2 separate regions of the Homo sapiens genome follow, and region 2 is linked to region 1. The links are chromatin contacts, found by Hi-C or POLR2A ChIA-PET in ENCODE. All regions are on one chromosome and are shown on one strand. The core of a region is the stretch at or near the end of the contact, and the rest is flanking DNA. Distances in the headings are between cores, read along the strand shown.

Evidence for each region. A loop is a pair of places that touch in the nucleus more often than their neighbours do. ChIA-PET counts read pairs that join two places held with the same protein, here RNA polymerase II (POLR2A).
Region 2: a map of CD8-positive, alpha-beta T cell shows a loop between it and region 1 (16-fold over the local background). The contact joins the promoter of LENG9 here to the promoter of PPP1R15A in region 1. A Hi-C loop is called at or near these places in 1 of 168 maps with a recorded cell type or tissue (CD8-positive, alpha-beta T cell). POLR2A ChIA-PET finds 5 or more read pairs at or near these places in 1 of 52 experiments (H1).

The regions. Positions count from the first base shown.
Region 1 is chr19:48,870,611-48,874,084 of GRCh38, forward strand. It overlaps PPP1R15A (protein phosphatase 1 regulatory subunit 15A), which reads left to right and starts at 1,811. Exons shown (of 3, transcript NM_014330.5): 1 at 1,811-2,041; 2 at 2,615-3,474. The coding sequence starts at 2,624. RefSeq lists enhancers at 756-1,368, 1,369-1,980, 1,639-1,698, 1,809-1,918, 2,579-2,668 and 3 more and cis regulatory regions at 1,458-2,031, 2,218-2,718, 2,878-3,378.
Region 2 is chr19:54,462,204-54,465,677 of GRCh38, forward strand. It overlaps LENG9 (leukocyte receptor cluster member 9), which reads right to left and starts at 1,575. Exons shown (of 1, transcript NM_001301782.2): 1 at 1-1,575. The coding sequence starts at 1,323. CDC42EP5 (CDC42 effector protein 5) reads right to left here. Exons shown (of 3, transcript NM_145057.4): 3 at 2,823-3,344. The coding sequence starts at 3,344. The coding sequence ends at 2,898.

The sequences.
Region 1 (3,474 bases), core at 561-3,060:
GGCCAGGCACAGTGGATCACAACTGTAATTCCAGCACTTTGGGAAGCCAAGGCGGGCAGATCACCTGAGGTCAGGAGTTCAAGACCAGCCTGGTCGGCCGGGTGCGGTGGCTCACACCTGTAATCCCAGCACTTTGGGAGGCCGAGGCGGGTGGATCACAAGGTCAGGAGATCGAGACCATCCTGGTTAACACGGTGAAAAACCCCGTCTCTACTAAGAATACAAAAAAAATTAGCCGGGCGTGGTGGTGGGCACCTGTAGTCCCAGCTACTAGGGAGGCTGAGGCAGGAGAATGGCGAGAACCAGGGAGGAGGAGCTTGCAGTGAGCCAAGATCGTGCCACTGCACTCCAGCCTGGGCGACAGAGCAAGACTCCGTCTCAAAAAAAAAAAAAAAAAAAAAGACCTGCCTGGTCAACATGGCGAAACACTGTCTCTACTAAAAATACAAAAATTACCCAGGCATTGTGGCACATGCCTGTAATCCCAGCTACTCCAGAGGCTCAGGCAGGAGAATCGCTGGAACCCAGGAGGTGGAGGTTGCAGTGAACCGAGATGGCGCCACTGAACTCCAGCCTGGGCGACAGAGTGAGACGCCTACTCAAAAAATAAATAGGCTGGGTGCAGTAGCTCACGCCTATAATCCTAACACTTTGGGAAGCCGAGGCAGGCAGACTGCCTGAGCTCAGGAGTTCGAGAACAGCCTGGGCAACATGGCGAAACACTGTCTCTACTAAAAATACAAAAAATTAGCTGAGTGTGGTAGTGCGTGCCTGTAATCCCAGCTACTCGGAGGCTGAAGAGGGAGAATCGCTTGAACCCGGAAGATGGAGGTTGCAGTGAGCCGAGATCACGCCATTGCACTCCAGCCTCGGTGACAGAGCGAGACTCCATCTCAAAAAAAAATAAAAAAATAAAAAATAACAAATAAATAAATAGGCCTGGAGTGGTGGCTCACGCCTGCAATCCCAGCACTTTGGGAGGCCAAGGCAGGCAGAACACCTGAGGTCAGGAGTTCGAGACCAGCCTAGCAAACATGGTGAAATCCCGTCTCAGAAAAATAAATAATGAATAAATAAATAAATAAATAGGCCGGGCGCGGTGACTCACGCCTGTAATCCCAGCACTTTGGGAGGCCAAGGCGGGAGGATCCCCTGACGTCGGGAGTTCCAGACCAGCCTGACCAACATGGAGAAACTACGTCTCTACTAAACAAATACAAAATTAGCCGGGCGTGGCGGCACATGCCTGCAATCCCAGCACTTTGGGAGGCCAAGGCGGGAGGATCCCCTGACGTCGGGAGTTCCAGACCAGCCTGACCAACATGGAGAAACTACGTCTCTACTAAACAAATACAAAATTAGCCGGGCGTGGCGGCACATGCCTGCAATCCCAGATACTCGGGATGCTGAGGCAGGAGAATCGCTTGAACCCCGAAGGCGGAGGTTGCGGTGAGCCGAGATCGCCCCTTTGCATTCCAGCCTGAGCAACAAGAGCAAAACTCCGCCTCAAAATAACTAACTAAATAAATAAATAAATTGGGGTGGGAAGGCATTGACCCTGAGCTGAGAGAGAACTGGCTCGCTGTTGAAGCAGGGCCACGCATTTGATTGACAGTTCGTTTGTTGGAGGGGCGTGGTCACGCTCGGAAACTCCGCCGTGACGTTGCAAAAGCTGGAATCTCCGCGAGAAGTCCTGTCTTACTTCCACTTCCCACCCTTCGGGTTGCGGTCTCGAAACCCCGCCTCTCTTCGTGACGTCAGCACGCCGGGCGCGGTAGGCTATAAAAGCCTAGTGGCCATTGTGTTCGTTGCTCTTATCGGTTCCCATCCCAGTTGTTGATCTTATGCAAGACGCTGCACGACCCCGCGCCCGCTTGTCGCCACGGCACTTGAGGCAGCCGGAGATACTCTGAGTTACTCGGAGCCCGACGCCTGAGGGTGAGATGAACGCGCTGGCCTCCCTAACCGTCCGGACCTGTGATCGCTTCTGGCAGACCGAACCGGCGCTCCTGCCCCCGGGGTGACGCGCAGCTCCCAGCCGGTGAGTAAGGGGTCGGAACGCCTGGGTCCCCACGGGGCTGGGGGCCCGGATTTAGAAAGGAGAAGGGGTTGGGAGCCTGGAGTCCTGAGCCTGAGGGAGGAGGGATCTGGAAGCCAGATTCTTGGGTCCCCCGTGAAGGAATCATCTGCCAAGTAGGGGGTCGGGTCAGAATGTTTCAGTCTGCGAGGGAGGAGGGTGTGAGGGTTTGATTTGTCAATCTTCAGCAGAATGAGAGAGCTAGGGACTATGACTTTGTCGCCAAGGGAAGCAAGTAAAGACTTTTGTTCTTGGTTCTTGGGACTGGGAGTTCTGCGTCTGAAGAAAGAGAGGGCTGGGGGCTTGGACCCTTGGATCTAAGGCAGAACTAGGGGCTCAGACTCCTGGCTATTGAGAGATAAGAACAGAGCCAAGGGACAGAGATGGGCGTGGCCGAGATCAGAAAGGAATTTGGGACTCTCGCGTTGCTATTTACAATAGTTGTGTTACTATTTCCGTTGCTATGACTCATAGTCACGCCCGGATGCCATCCTCTAAATGGCCCCTAAACTTTATTTTTTTCTCCCCCTTTTCCAGCCCAGACACATGGCCCCAGGCCAAGCACCCCATCAGGCTACCCCGTGGAGGGATGCCCACCCTTTCTTCCTCCTGTCCCCAGTGATGGGCCTCCTCAGCCGCGCCTGGAGCCGCCTGAGGGGCCTGGGACCTCTAGAGCCCTGGCTGGTGGAAGCAGTAAAAGGAGCAGCTCTGGTAGAAGCTGGCCTGGAGGGAGAAGCTAGGACTCCTCTGGCAATCCCCCATACCCCTTGGGGCAGACGCCCTGAAGAGGAGGCTGAAGACAGTGGAGGCCCTGGAGAGGACAGAGAAACACTGGGGCTGAAAACCAGCAGTTCCCTTCCTGAAGCCTGGGGACTTTTGGATGATGATGATGGCATGTATGGTGAGCGAGAGGCAACCAGTGTCCCTAGAGGGCAGGGAAGTCAATTTGCAGATGGCCAGCGTGCTCCCCTGTCTCCCAGCCTTCTGATAAGGACACTGCAAGGTTCTGATAAGAACCCAGGGGAGGAGAAAGCCGAGGAAGAGGGAGTTGCTGAAGAGGAGGGAGTTAACAAGTTCTCTTATCCACCATCACACCGGGAGTGTTGTCCAGCCGTGGAGGAGGAGGACGATGAAGAAGCTGTAAAGAAAGAAGCTCACAGAACCTCTACTTCTGCCTTGTCTCCAGGATCCAAGCCCAGCACTTGGGTGTCTTGCCCAGGGGAGGAAGAGAATCAAGCCACGGAGGATAAAAGAACAGAAAGAAGTAAAGGAGCCAGGAAGACCTCCGTGTCCCCCCGATCTTCAGGCTCCGACCCCAGGTCCTGGGAGTATCGTTCAGGAGAGGCGTCCGAGGAGAAGGAGGAAAAGGCACACAAAGAAACTGGGAAAGGAGAAGC
Region 2 (3,474 bases), core at 325-2,824, 5.6 Mb after region 1:
CAGCTTGGGGAGGTGGACCTGGGAACCATGGGGCACCTTGGCCACGGTGAGGTGGGGGTGCAGCTGCCCTGGAGACTGTAGTGTACTCAGCCCCTCGGCTTCCAGCCTCTGGCTCAGCACTTGTGCCATGCTTTCCAGTGTGGGAGAGGGTGGGGCACACAGCACATGCGGGCCCAGGAGGACCAGCTTTCTAAAGCTCAGCCGAGGGGGTGCATTTAGCCCCGGGGCCAAGAGGGCCCGTCTCAGAGCTCCAATGGCAGCGGCCTCCTCCCCAGCGCCTGCCAGTCGCAGCAGGGCCAGGGTCAGGTGTAGGTTCTGAGAGGGCACTAGGAAGTTGGCGCAGTGTGGGGCCACGTGGACCAGGTATTCCTGGGCCTTGGTCACTTCTGCTTGTAGCCCAGGCTCGGTCACCATGAGGGCCACAAAATGTGTGGGGCGCGGTTGGCAAGGGGCTGCAACACTAAGGCGGGCCCTTTTGTCCTCGGGCCAGGCCGCAGGACCCCACTCGGCTTCTGTCGTCTCAGCGGAGCCCCCCGGGACTCCCAGGGCCTGTGCTTCCTTGCCCCCCAGCAATGTGGTCCTGGTGGCTGCTGTTGGCTTCAGTGCCTCAGTCACTCCGGCGAGGCGTCCTCTTGGGGCCAGTGTTCCCAAATCAGCAGCTGTGCCCAGCGCCCTCTCCTGGGCCGCCTCCAGCTCTCCGGGTTCCTCCACGCCTGGTTCCTGGTGCCCTGTGCAGAGCGGCCTTGTGCTCCCTCGCTTGGGGGCAGCCTGGGCCTCCTGACCTGTCCCCGCCAGTGTCCACTCGGCACCCTCTGCCCCGTGGGCGCCCTCGGTGTTCGGTGCGTCCAGGATGGTGGGCCCGCGTCCCGCCGCCGAGCCAGAGCCAAAGACGAGGTCGGTGCGCGAGGCGCGGTCCCACACAAGGCGGCCACGGAAGCGGAAGAAGCGCACGCGGTGCTGGGGCACTGCCAGCACGCCCGGCCCGAGCGCCGCCAGCGGCTGGTCCCAGCAAAAGGCGCTGAAGGGCTCCTCGCGCACACCCAGAAAGCGGTCGACGTAGCCCACCGAGAAGTCGGCGGGGTCGAGGCGCGGGTCCCAGCGGATGCGCTGGATGACGTCCGCGGCTGTGCGCAGCGGCGGCTTCTTGGCCCCGGCCTCCGGCTGCGCCTCGCGGCCAGGCGGCGCCGGCGCCCCAGGGTGGGGCTGGCGGCAGCGGGCGCCGAAGCGGCAGCGGCCTTCCAGGAAGAAGCGGCAGGCCGGCGGGGGCGCGGGTTCCGTGGCGGGGGCTTCCTGCGGCAACTCCGGCTCTCTGGCCGCTGCCATGGGTGCGGGGAACTGGCACGCCCGCCGCGCAGACGAGGTCGCCCCGCACGGAGGGCGGCTCCCCTTGGATGCACCGAGCCTCACCCGACAGTGGCGTCAGCGGCCCGCGCTCCGGCCTAGCTCTGGGGACCACGCCGCGTGCCCTCGCGAGGACTCTGGCCCAGTCCCTCCTTGGTGGAGAGCCTGACACCGCTGCTCTGGGACTTCCCGGCTGCGCCCTCCCCCAGCGCCAGGAAAGCAAGCTGCGTAAAGGCTGCGGCAGTCTCGGTCTCCCGGAGCTCTTGGGAGCCTGGCCCCGCCCCTTTCCCGGTGATTGATGTGTGCTGCCTCTTTCTGGGTGATTTACATGTAATGCCCCGCCCCTTTCGGGATGATTACGTGTGCCTCGACCTTTAGGTGATTTACATGTAGTGCCCCGCCCCGTTCCCGGTGATTTACATGTGGTGCCCCGCCCCTTTCCTGGTGATTTACGAGTGCCCCACCCCTTTTAGGTGATTTTTTTTTTTTTTTATGTGTGCCTCTCCCCTTCCCAAGTGATTTACATATGTTCCCCGCTCCTTTCAGGGTAATTTACATGTAATGCCCCGCCCCTTTCCGGGTGATTTACGAGTGCCTCTCCCCTTCTCAAGTGATTTACATGTGTCCCGCCCCGTTCCGGGTGATTTACATGCGTGCCCTGGCCCTTTCCCAGTGATACTTTTGTGCTGCCTCTTTCCGGGTGATTTACGTGTGTGCCTCTCCCCAAGTGATTTACATGTGTGCCCTGTCCGTTTTAAGGTGATTTACATGTGGTGCCCCGCCCCTTTCCGGGTGATTTACCTGTGTCCCATCCCTTTCCCGGTGATTTACATGTGGTGCCCCGCCCCTTTCCCGGTGATACCTGTGTGCCCCGCCCATGAGGGGACGTCTTTAAAGAACCTGGACCCGCCCTCAGTCCAAGTGATTTACATTTGCGGCCCCGCCCCTCTGGGAAACTTACGAGAACCTGGCCCCTCAGTCCAAATCATTTGCATGTTCGGCCCCATCCCTCGGGGGCCTTAAAGAACCAAGATGCCTGCGGACCCTTCCCCCACGGAGACCAGGCCCCTACTGCTCTAAAAGTGTTCTCAGACACTTCCCTCTGCAGCCGCTCCCAGAGTAAACGGCGGCTCCGCCGGGTCGGAGTCCACCTGAGGCGTTCAGGGCCAGAAAGACTCCTGGGGCTGCAGCACTCTGCAGCCCCGCCTCGGCTGGCCCCGCGGTGGCTGAGTCTGGCCCGGCCCCAGGACCACGTCCGGCCGGCGGTGGCGCACAGTATTTGACGAATGGGACTGCGGGAGCCGCCGCCTCTGCAAGGGGCACCGCCTGGCCACGCCCTCGGGCTCTCTTAAAGGAGCCGCACCCCCACCCCAGGGCAATCATCGGACCCGGACCAGGCCTCCGGGTGACACATCCGGCTCTCAGAGGCGCCAGGACCCTATCATTCATCCCTTTCCACGTGCAAAGTGAAAAGTCAGAGCCCGGGCACACACCTTGGCCGTTTATGTATACAGAAGTGGGGTGCCGGGCGGGAAGGGCGCGGGGAATGAGGGAACCTAGAGGCCGATGACGTCGTTCAGCTCGAGGTCCGCGTTGGGGCGGCAGCGGGCCTGGGGGGGCTGCGTCCCGGGGCGGGGTTCCGCGTCGGGCTTGGCGGCAGCCGCCTCCGGGCGCGCCGCGTCCATGACGCCCAGCACCGCGTCCAGCATGGAGGGCCCCAGATCCAGGTGGAAGGACAGCAGCGGGTCGGCAGGCGAGGGCGCTGCGGACTGCGGGACGGCGGGCGGCGGCGGGGAGCGCGGGGCCCCCGCGGGGGGCGCCCGGGGCTCGGGGGGCGGCCCGCCGCCGTGGCGGCTCAGGAACGAGGTGTCCCCGAAGGCGTCGCCGCCGCGCCCCACGTGCAGCGTGTGCCGGAAGTCGCCGAGCGGCGCGGAGATGGACAGGGCGCCGCGATCAGGCCGCTTCTTGGGCTGCGCGGGGCCCAGCTGCTTCAGCACGGGCATCTGCGAGGGGCACGGGAGGGTCAGCGCGGCCCCAGCCCGGGGCTCGCAGCCACGCGACTGCTCAAAGGACGATGGGGGACGGTTCCCGTTTTTTGTTTTTTGATTTTTGTTTTTGAGACGGAGTCTCGCC